Regions from separate parts of the Mus musculus genome. Here region 1 is linked to region 2. A link is a loop called in an ENCODE intact Hi-C map of the cell type or tissue named here. Cell type or tissue: heart. All regions are shown on one strand. Each heading gives the region's core, and the rest is flanking DNA. Links, peaks and the distances in the headings are about the cores only. Region 1 holds the start of Arl2 (ADP-ribosylation factor-like 2). Region 2 holds the start of Ppp2r5b (protein phosphatase 2, regulatory subunit B', beta).

Region 1 (5,368 bases), core at 325-5,324, 95 kb after region 2:
CATGGTGGCTCACAACCATCAGTGTACTTAGATATAATAAATAAATCTTTAAAAAAAATAAAAAGAAGAGGGCATTGAATCCCATTACAGATGGTTGTGAGCCACCATGTGGTTGCTGTGAATTGAACTCAGGACCTCTGGAAGAGCAGTCAGTGCTCTTAGCCATTGAGCCATCTCTCTAGGCCCCTATTTATTTATTTCTGTAGCCAGACTTTGGCTACTTTGTGGGTTTTTTCTTCCACCCTTCTTTTTCCACCTTTTCAATCCCCTAACACTAGGTAAAAGATAAAATGGGATAGGAAGGAAGGAAGGAGAGAGAAAGAAATCCCAAATTAAAATCAGAGGTAGGAAAGAAGGCAATGTTATAGATTATTTCCTGCTGATTAGGTATGTTGAGTTCCTTGGGGGCAAGTTTGATCTTTGACATCACAATATCTAATTTATTGTTGTTATTGTTGTTGTCTCTTTGTGTACGACTATAGCAACCTGCCAATAACAACTAACAACCCACTTTTGGGCAGTTTATACACCTCTGAAAAGTATCCAGAATTCCAAGCATCACATACATGCAGAAACTATTTACAGCTGGCAAAACCACGCCCTGCTAGAGCCTGAGACAAATCACAATCACCTGCTGTGAAGCAGCCCCATTCCCCACACCTGGGAGTAAAACAAAACCATATTCCCATAAGACTTCTATGTTTTTTTAAAAAAAACAAAAAGTCTCAGTACAATTTTCCTTGTGGAGGAACCCACACACGCACACATGCACCCATGCATGCACAAACACGCATATGTGCACACATTCAAGAACACATATATGGTTACAATTAAATAGAACCCTAGCTCTGCCCGGTAGTGGTGGCGCATGCCTTTAATCCCAGCACTTGGGACGCAGAGGCAGGCGGGTTTCTGAGTTCGAGGCCAGCCTGGTCTACAGAGTGAGTTCCAGGACAGCCAGAAAGAAAGAGAGAAAAACCTACACAGAGAAAACCCCTGTCTCGGAAAAAGCAAAAACAAACAAAAAACAAAAAAAGAGAAACTAACTCTTTGGGCCAGTGAGAAATCTCACCAATTAAAAAAAAAAAAAAAAAAAAAAAAAAAAAAAAAAAAAAACTTGCTGAGAAAGTCTGATGCTAAATTCCCTGCCTGGAACCCACATAAAAGTGCGACAATCGGGGCTGGAGAGATGGCTCAGCGGTTAAGAGCACTGACTGCTCTTAACCTGAGTTCAAATCTCAGCAACCACACCGGTGGCTCACAACAACCTATAATGAGATCTGATGCCCTCTTCTAAGGGGTCTGAAGACAGCTACAGTGTACTTACATATAAATTAATCTTAAAAAAAAAGTGTGAGAATCAGCTCCACAAAGTTGTCCTCTGATCTCCAGTGGTATGTGCAGACACGCGCGCGCGCACACACACACACACACACACACACATACAGAGTTTACACACAACAATGATGATTGTTTTGAGACAGGGTCTCAGATGTGTAGCCCTTTCTGTCCTCAATATATATACAGACCAGGCTGCCCTCAAACTCACAGAGATCCACTTGTCTATGCCACCCAGGCATTGGAATTAAAGATATGTGCCAACACAACCAGCAAAGAAAAAAAAATTTTTTTTAAAGAACTCTTGTCAAAGTCATTTACTGAAGATAATCTGATTGTACAGCTAGTACATGCCAGCAGCCATGAGGCTAAGCACCAGGTGGGCTTCAGGTTTTTTATCGTTGTTTTTTGAGACAGGCTCTGCCCTGCCAGTTTTATCCTAACAGTTGGGATAGAGCGTCTCAACCTGATAGGGTCCTAGATAGCACTCAATCCTTTGTGCGGGTCTGGTCCCTGCATTGCGGGGAGCTTGGAACTCTAAACAACCCAAGGAGGCCATACTGTCCGCACATTTAGAAATGGCCCCTAGGGGGAGTCATCATCCTCAAGTGAACGCACAGAGCCATTTCCGACAGAGTCCCGGACCAGGACCAACGGTTTTCCGTCACTGGTAAATGAATGGAAGTCACAAGATGCACTGGTGGGAACCGTATTACAGTCCCCGGATGATTCGTCAGCTCTTTGTGGAACCAGATTCCGACTCCTAGCTCAGAATCTCTTCGCGGCTACTCCCTACCCAGACGAGATACTGCTCGAGAAAGTCAGCCTCTGTCTGGCATCCGACCGAGGCCTCGGAGTCGGAAGGCTTAGGGACTTCTCCCTTGTCCCCACCAACCCTCTGCCTTCCCGACAAGGGTTAACGCAGCAGGCTTCAAAGTCGCCGCAGCGCCTCTAGGGGGCGACGCCCTGCACTCCTGTGGTCACGTGACAACGAGGGCGGCCACAAGCGCCAGGCTGGCCAATAGGAGACGGGAGCGGGGTCCCGGGACTAGAAGAAACGGCGGCCGGGAGGGGGCTACGGGATCATGGGGCTTCTGACCATTCTGAAGAAGATGAAGCAGAAAGAGCGAGAGCTGCGGCTGCTCATGCTGTATCCTCCGAGCGCTAGAGCGGTCGCGAGGGTAGCGGGGCCCGCCGGGTGGGCGGAGCCGGGCGTGGGGGGGCGCGGCCGCCGTGGGTACCTATTGCCGGTGGTGCGTCACGCACGCGGCGCTACCACTGCTCGGCGCGGGGCCGGGGAGGGCCGTACCACTCTGCGGGGTGGGGGTTGGCGTGCAGAAGGCAGCCCGGTGGTCTCAAGGCCCGGCCTAGACTTGGGACTCCAGTATCACTGCGAGGCGCGACGCAGTGGTGGTGACTCGGACGTCACGCTGCCTCGGGCTGGCCCGAGCGTGGGCCCTGCTCCTCCCTGGCGCTGACCCCCTCCCCTTCATCTACGGGTGTAGGCCTTGGCGCTTCCCTTAGGGTCGGAATCCCAGGGTCTCGAGGACCGCCTAGGCTCCTGCGAGTAGGCGTGGACTCGGTTGGCCACAGGTCCCGCTGTCACTTAAGGCCACCAGCGACCTTTCACCGCATTAACTGGCACCTGCATCACCCGTCTTGCACTGTGCCGGGCCACCTAGGCATCTGCGATCCACAAAGTAGCAGAGGGAGAAAAGGAAATTTAATGTGCACGTAGAACTTTACCACTCGTGCGTGTTTTAGACAATTCTGAGAAAGACACTCATTAGATGACCTCCAAGCACCTATGTTAGGGAATTCGGTAAAACAGGGAAGCGAAAAAGGCTTCATTTCAGATATTCTGTGATGAAAGGGGAGAAAAAATTGATAAAGCAAGTAAGATATGTAGTGTAGGATGAGAAGAATAGAGTCCACAAGGAGGTAGAGAGAGCTGGGAAAACGTAAGCAGAGGACCTGCAAGTGCGAAGGCCCTGGAGGAGGATAAGACAGGCATGTTCAAGAAAGGTTGAGAAGGAAAGAGCTGGAGAGAGGGAGAGCCCATGGGCTGGGGCCATTTAGGCAGCTGGACTATGAAGGGAGCACAGGATGGTGGCTTAGACCATGGTGGTAGTAGGAGAGTATTATGACTTGCTGCTGAATGGGAGAAGACAATGAGGGAGATGTAGCCAAGCATGAACTGGTCTCTGGCCAGAGTGTTCAGAAGGACAAGGAGCCACTTGCTGAGATGAGAGACGCATGTCCCTGGGAAGACACCAACCCTGACTGTTGGGCAGGTAGGTAGCAGCCATCAGCCTAGAAACGATCATGGGATGGCCCAGCTGGGGAGTGCTGAGACCCAGGTGTAGACGCTTGTGTGAAGTCAGATGAGGGTAACAGGATGGGGTCTGGGAGAGGGCCAAGGAAAGAGCAGCAGCGCCCGGAGCAGAGCAGAAGCTGGGCCACCCGGCCAGTGGAGAGCAGTAAGGGGGTCTTCGGAGACCTACCTGGCAAAGTGAGGCTTCAGGAAGCATCAGGAGCCAGTCTGCTAACAGTAGACCTGTAGAAAGCAAGAGGCTAAGTAAAACTGGTGCAGTGGTGAAGAACCAGGGAACAGGGGTTCAGTGCCCAGTACCCACTTGGTGCTTCACAGCCTTGTGTAACTTCAGTCCTGAGGTCCTCGTGTAGGCAAAAACTCAAAATATTCTAAGCAAACAAAAAATGAGCATGGTATCGAACACCTCGAATGCCAGCGTTCAGAAGGTAAAGGCAGGTGAATCTACGGGCTTGAGTCCAACCCGGTCTACAGAGCAAGTTCCAGGCCGGCCAAGGCTACATAGACCTTGTCTCAAAAAAAAAAAAAACCAAAATGCAGGAAAAGTCCAACATGGTGTTACATGCCTGTAGTTCTGGCACTCAAGAGGCAGAGGCTGGAGAACTTTGACAAGTTTGAGGCCAGTTTGCGTTACATAGAGTTCCAGACAAAAAAAACAAAACAAAAGAAAACAAACAAACAAACAAAAACAATACAAGCCAAAAGATGGAAGTTGGTACAATGGAGTATAACACCTGTTCCCAGGATGCACCCCAGAGGAAGCTGTGGCCGACTCAGCAGATGGTGGGGGAGTGGGTGGAGACAGGTTCTGCTGCAGTAGTGCGCAGCACTCGAGGCGTGAGGCGAGAGTTTGGTGATGAGAGGAGAAGGGATGGAAGAGTGGATGTTGTTGGATTGACAAGACAATCTGCTGGCTTTCCAAGGTGAGAGTTGGGCTGCAGAAGGTGGAAGGTATTCACCCGTGCCTCTCAAAGGTGGGAGTCACAGAGCCAGAGTCAAGTGAGTAGGAAGAGGTCCTAAATGTAGAGCCTGTCCCTTCTCCCCTCCGCTCAGGCTTTGGCTGCCCCACAGTCTCACCTGCGGTTGAGCTCACCTATTGGCTTGTTCTCTGCAACGGAGGCTGTGGATCATTCCAGAGACAGATGAAGGTGGTTGCCACCTCTAGATACTTGCCCTTTACTTGGTCCTTCAGAAGGCTGGGCCCATCTGTTTTGGGCCTCAAGACCCCACAGAGCCTTGTCTGGTATCTTAAGTTGAAAGCCATTCCTTCCAGGAATGTCCTTCACTGGTTCCAAGTACCCAACCTTCTCTTCTGCTTTATTTAGTCTTTAATTTTTTTTTTTTAAAGATTTATTTATTTATTATATGTAAGTACACTGTAGCTGTCTTCAGACACTCCAGAAGAGGGCGTCAGATCTCCTTACGGATGGTTGTGAGCCACCATGTGGTTGCTGGGATTTGAACTCCGGACCTTCGGAAGAGCAGTCGGGTGCTCTTACCCACTGAGCCATCTCACCAGCCCTAGTCTTTAATTTTTTAACACTTATTTATGGATGTGAGAACTTTGTCTGTACACTGGGGTGAGTGGCTGGTGCCCACAGAGGTCAGCATTTGGTTGTGAACCACCAGGTGGATGCTGGGAACTGAACCCAGGTCTTCTATAAGAGCAACATGTGCTCTTTACTGCTGAGCCATCTC
Region 2 (5,368 bases), core at 248-5,247:
TAATCTCTGTGCTTCAAGACCAGGTCTGATAGTTTGGGCTGCTCAAAAGCTGTAGTCAAGGCTGGCCTTGAACTCCTAATCCTCTGCTGTCATTTATCATGGGTGCTGAAACTTCAGGCATGCTACATCAGGCCCAACAGGAGATTCTATTTTTATTTTACTTATTCTTTTGTTTGTTATTTGTTGCTGTTTGGGTTGTTTTGTTTTTAGCAGTGTTGGGGATTGAACCCAGGTCCTTGTACACACTAAACAAATACTCACACTGGGCTGTGACTTTGACTTGTTCACATCCTCCACCTTTCTGTTCCGATGGCAGCTCGGCCGCTCATTATGTAGTAGGGTCTTTAGAGAGCATCCAAGAGAAGTGAGTTGGACTCGGTGACGCCAAATTTGTCATCACTGGGAAGTGGAGGCAGAAGAATCAAGTTGAAAGTTATCCTCTGCGACATAAAAGGCTCAGGCCAGCTGGAGAGGTGGCTCAGAGGGTAAGAGCACTGAGGTCCTGAGTTCAAATCCCAGCAACTACATGGTGACTCACGACCATCTGCAATGGGATCCAATGCCCTCTTCTGGTGTGTCTGAAGACAGCTACAGTGTAGTCATCTATATACAGTAAATTAAAAAAAATTTTTTTAAAGGCTAATGGTCTCTCGGCTACCTGGGCTATCAATCAATCAATCAATCAGTCAATCAATAAGATTAACTATAAATAAATTTTAAAATTAACTACTACTAATAAAGTAGATGTAGTAGCTCACACCTGCAAGCCCAGCAGCTGAGAAAGAGAAGCAGAGGGTTGGCTGTGAATCAACCAGCCTGGGCTACATTGTGAGCTTTAGGTAAGCCTGGGCTACAAAGTGAAATAACCAGACTGGTTGTCCTGCACCTTTAATCTCAGCACCTGCTAGTCAGAGAAAGGTTCTGTGGATTCCAGGCTGGCCTGGCCTACATTGTGAGTTCCAGGAAAAGCCAGGACTATATAAAGAGACCCTGGGTCAAAATATACAAACTGTGTAAGTATGTATACAGGGTGTGGTAGTGGCACACCACACCCTGCATAAGAGGCAGAAACAGACAGATCTCTGTGAATTTGAGGTCAGCCTGGTCTGTATAATGAGTTCCAATCTACAGTTTGTCCAGTCTACAATTGTAAAGAATGAGCAAAAATATAAGAGGGTCACTCACAAATTCCAAGCAGTGAGTCCCAGGGCAGCTAGAATAACATCAGCACAGGCACACAGAAAGATATAAATAAATACAATGACACTTTGCTAAGAGTAAGAGTGTGAAAAGAATTGGGTATTGTGGCTTACAACTTTAATCCCAGCACTTGGGACATAGGCAGATCTCTGAGTTTGGGGTCAGCCTGGTCTGCAGAGTGAGTTCCAGGACAGTCAGGGTTTTATAGAGAAACCCTGTCTCAAAACAAACAAACAAACAAACAAACAAACAAACAAACACAACCCCCAAGTTTAAAAAGAGTAAGAAAATACTTTTTAACCCGTTATCTTGCAATGCCTGTTTGAAAGCGAGTCTACTTCTGAGGTGAGTAGGAAGCTCTTGCTCTGCTTGTGGGAAGCCTCACCTCATCCTCCGCATCAAAAATTTAAAATCCCAAAGCCATTTTCTTCCACTAGTTTTCTTCCTGCATCATCTAGGCCCCTGCCAGGCATGGGTGGCTTTGGGCAGCCTGGCCTGAACACTGCAGCCGAGAGTCTGTGGAGAGCACTACCTTGTCACAGGCAGCAAGGCGTCCCTCCTGCCTTGGCCTCTGGGTTCTGGTCTGGCGGGAAGAGGCTCTGTGGGTCTGGCTTTCCCGGCTTATTATTAGGGAGTAAGGGGGAGGGAAGCCATGTCTGAGCCCTGGAGGTGGGCCAAGTGGTAGTTTAGGGGTTCCTGTTCTGTCTGGCAGGTGAAGAACAGAGCAAAACGGGAAGTGAAGATCTGCTATCTCTGAGCAAAGGGAGTACTGTCTCTGGGTAGCCATCGCTTGATCTGGGTACCCATCCATTGAGGTGCTAGACTCTAGAACAGTGTCCTCGATACAGGCTTTGGCTGTTTGTTGCTCTAAGGTGGGCACTTCTTAGGTAAACAGACTTCTTTTGCAGCACTAAGTGATCACCAGGGTCCATAAATGGGTGGGGCCAAAAAGCACCCCAATTCCCCCAACCTCATTGCTCTCTCTCTCCTGCTGCTCAGCAAGGACCAGTTTGTCACCTAGGTAAAACTTCAGGATAAAGGTCTCACAGTCATTGTAGGGAATAGAGTGTTGGCGACCAGGTACTATGAAGGGAGCCCGGGACTGCAGGCTGGGAACTTTTGGCCAGAATGCCAAACTCTTGGAATACAGCTGAGCCTTTGATACCCAGCAATGGGGTTTTGATCAAGAACTCCCCACTCTCCAAGGCACATCTTGGCACCAGAGGAGCTGGGAGGTACTGTGCCTTAGGATGGGGGCAGCTCCAGGGTAGCACCTTCTGCCCTCCTTGCTTTGGCATCCCAGGGCTGTCCCTTTAAACTACAGACCATGATGTCACCATGGACAGTAAGTGACAGGAGGGGCACTGCAGGCCGGGAGAATGGACTTCATTTCCCAAGAGCCTCTAGTGAACCACACCCCTCCCAGCAGGCGCTAACGCAAACCCGACTGTTAACCCCTCCAACGCCGGATGCAAGGGGTTTTGTAAGTGTCCGGCTTCAATCTGGGCTGAGTATGAGGAGAGAGGATGGCCTGAGGGACAGATGGCTCAGACCAAATTGTGGGCCTGGCACATCATGCTAGGTAGGACTCTGTCTTGCATTAGCAGGTTCCAACACCGAGTCCTTTTCTTTCCCTACACAGTGTCCCTTCCAGAATTCGGGAGTCCAGTTCTGAGCTGGACTCTGCCCCAGTCTGCTTGCAGGTTTTAAAATCCTCAGCTTTTCTCGGAAGTACTGAGTTCCTCCCCTAGCTCCGAGGTTACCCGTAAAGTTCGGTTGCTTCCTTTAAGCAGGGTGGGGACTACATTTCCCAGAGGCCCCGAGTCCTCCCTGACGCAGCCCCCCCTAGCGGAGGGAGGTGCGGGCCGGGAGGGGGGGAGGTGACTTGATGTCATCCTGAGCAGCTGGGCGGCGGGTGCCGGTGCGCAGCGAGCCGGGGCTCCCGCTGCGCTGCACCGCGCTGATCTGAGTCCCGGGATATCTGCCGAGGGTCGCGTGCTGCCGGGGCCCAGCCCAGAGCCCACCGAGTGCCCGACCCCTTTTGGGGCTGAGCTGGGGGCATGCTCCAGCACCCCCAGAGCCTGGGAGCGAACCCAGGAGCGCCGCCGCCCAGCCCCAGCGCCCCGAGCGGCAGAACCACCGCTAAGGACCCTTGAACCGTCGTCTCTTCCACCGAGGCAACCTCTAGGGTCGGCGACCAAAGTCTGGGTTTCTGAGAAGTGAGTGTGTACCCCAATACCACATTGAGGTTTGGAGACCAGGAAGGAGCGGGATATGAGGAGAGATGCTAGGGTCTGAAAGGGGGTGCACGAGAACAGGACCCTCATTTTTTGGGTGAGTGCACTGAGACAGGAGACATTAGTGGAGCTGGAGTCACACTGCTGTAAGGATCTGGGGATGCTAATAGAGTCCCCATCCTGAGTAGTAGCCATAGGCCGTATTTGGGGAGGGGCTACTTTAGAGCTTGGGCCTGGAAGAAGGGAGGGGCATGGTTGCGCCCTTGTTTTGGGGTCTAGCGAGGGAAGGAGGGAAAAGAAGTAAGGGAGCAACTGCACCACGCGGGCTGTCTTTGGAAAGAACCGACCTGCTCTCTGTGTCTCTCCTGCTGACCTTTCTAACCTGACTTCTCAGAAGAGCCAGCGTGGGAACCCTGACTGGAACTCTTCTGGATCCCCAGGAAAGACCTGAGCCATTGCCTTTCTACCTTACCTGCCCCCCCAGGACTGGGCAGTTGCCAGAGGCCCTGGGGGGGTCAGGACTGTGGCCGTGCCTCCCCCACCCCCTGAAACATGCTGGACAGGATGGGTCCCAGTTAGTGTGTGTGGCCTCATTCAACTTACTCCAGACCCACAAGGAGCCCCCTGGGCTCTGAAAGATTGACCCGTGTTGTCCACTGGCCATGGAGACGAAGCTGCCCCCTGCGAGCACCCCCACAAGCCCCTCCTCCCCAGGGCTGTCTCCAGTGCCACCACCAGACAAGGTGGATGGCTTCTCCCGCAGGTCCCTCCGCAGGGCCCGGCCCCGTCGCTCACACAGCTCTTCTCAGTTCCGCTATCAGAGCAACCAGCAAGAGCTCACTCCACTGCCCCTGCTCAAAGGTGAGCTGTTGTTGGTTGCCAGGGTACCCAGAAGGAAGCAAGGTAGGGGAGGACCAAGGGAGAAGCAGAGGTCTGGTAGAGTTTGGATCTCTTTTAGGCTAGGAACTCCACTGGAACTGACCCCCAATCTCCAGGCCTCTGCTGACGCATGGCCTGACTGGCCTGTCATCTCTGGAGGTGGGGCATCTGGAAGTGGTGCCAGGGGCAGGCAAGGGCCAAGGGTGGGGCACACAGCCTAGGTTTCAGGAGGCTCCTATCAGTCCAGCCAGCTGCCTAGGTCCTGGGGTAGGTGCTTGGCATGATGCCCTGTGATCACTAAATCCCACCCCCCACTTCCTGGCCCGATTTCTACTTTTGGCTCCATGTGTTGAGGGAGGTAAGTGTCTGGGGAGGGGTGGGGAATGCTTGCATACCCAGGGTTGTGATCTTGCTTTAAAGTCATGAGGTCTCTGATCCTGGATTAGAAGAGAGGACCACTTTTTCCCCTCAGCCTCCCGGGAGTGAAGGATGGGACTAGAATTGTTTGCTAGCTGTACCAGAGTACCTTGTATGGGGGCAGCTGAAGCTTCCTGGAAAGTCAGCCTGAGGGAGGTGGAGATCCATCCCGTCCAGAGCCCTTGGCGGCTAGATCCAGGAGGTCTCCCTGTCCCTCCCCGCAGATGTGCCAGCCTCTGAGTTGCATGAGTTGCTGAGCCGGAAACTGGCCCAATGTGGGGTGATGTTTGACTTCTTGGACTGCGTGGCTGACCTCAAGGGGAAGGAGGTGAAGCGTGCAGCCCTCAATGAACTGGTGGAATGTGTGGGTTGCACCCGGGGTGTGCTCATCGAGCCCGTCTACCCAGACATCATCCGCATGGTAAGCACTGCCCAGCCTCGCTCGGGGAACAAGAATTCTCTCAGGCTACCTCTGGGACCCGTGTGGGAGGAATAAGTGCATACACTTCAGCTTGGTCGCAGGCGCGTGCTCCCACTTCCACTGGGTCTCACTGCTGCCCGACACCGTCTCGGGATTTCCTCTCCCTGTTGTCCCTATACTTGAGTGAGCTGGGCCTAGGGTACCTGTCCTCTGG

Evidence for each region. A loop is a pair of places that touch in the nucleus more often than their neighbours do. Peaks named below come from ENCODE experiments on the same cell type or tissue, not always from the same donor. Only the 100,000 strongest peaks of a DNase experiment are listed, where the experiment ranks them.
Region 1: it touches region 2 in a loop (8-fold over the local background); 19 of 42 quality-filtered maps call a loop at or near these places.

Annotation. Positions count from the first base shown.
Region 1 is chr19:6,138,157-6,143,524 of GRCm38, reverse strand. It overlaps Arl2 (ADP-ribosylation factor-like 2), which reads left to right and starts at 2,388. Exons shown (of 5, transcript NM_019722.3): 1 at 2,388-2,488. The coding sequence starts at 2,424. It overlaps LOC115489019 (a long non-coding RNA gene), which reads right to left. Exons shown (of 3, transcript XR_003952891.1): 3 at 1,611-3,895. In heart, for the core only: CTCF peaks have their summits at 1,957 (motif pointing right) and 2,252 (motif pointing right); DNase peaks (open chromatin) are centred at 2,474 and 3,594; H3K4me3 peaks cover 2,178 bases; H3K27ac peaks cover 2,683 bases.
Region 2 is chr19:6,233,563-6,238,930 of GRCm38, reverse strand. It overlaps Ppp2r5b (protein phosphatase 2, regulatory subunit B', beta), which reads left to right and starts at 3,091. Exons shown (of 14, transcript NM_198168.3): 1 at 3,091-3,419; 2 at 3,832-4,298; 3 at 4,958-5,154. The coding sequence starts at 4,100. In heart, for the core only: a CTCF peak has its summit at 3,045; DNase peaks (open chromatin) are centred at 2,610, 3,050, 3,900, 4,470 and 4 weaker places; H3K4me3 peaks cover 2,482 bases; H3K27ac peaks cover 2,027 bases.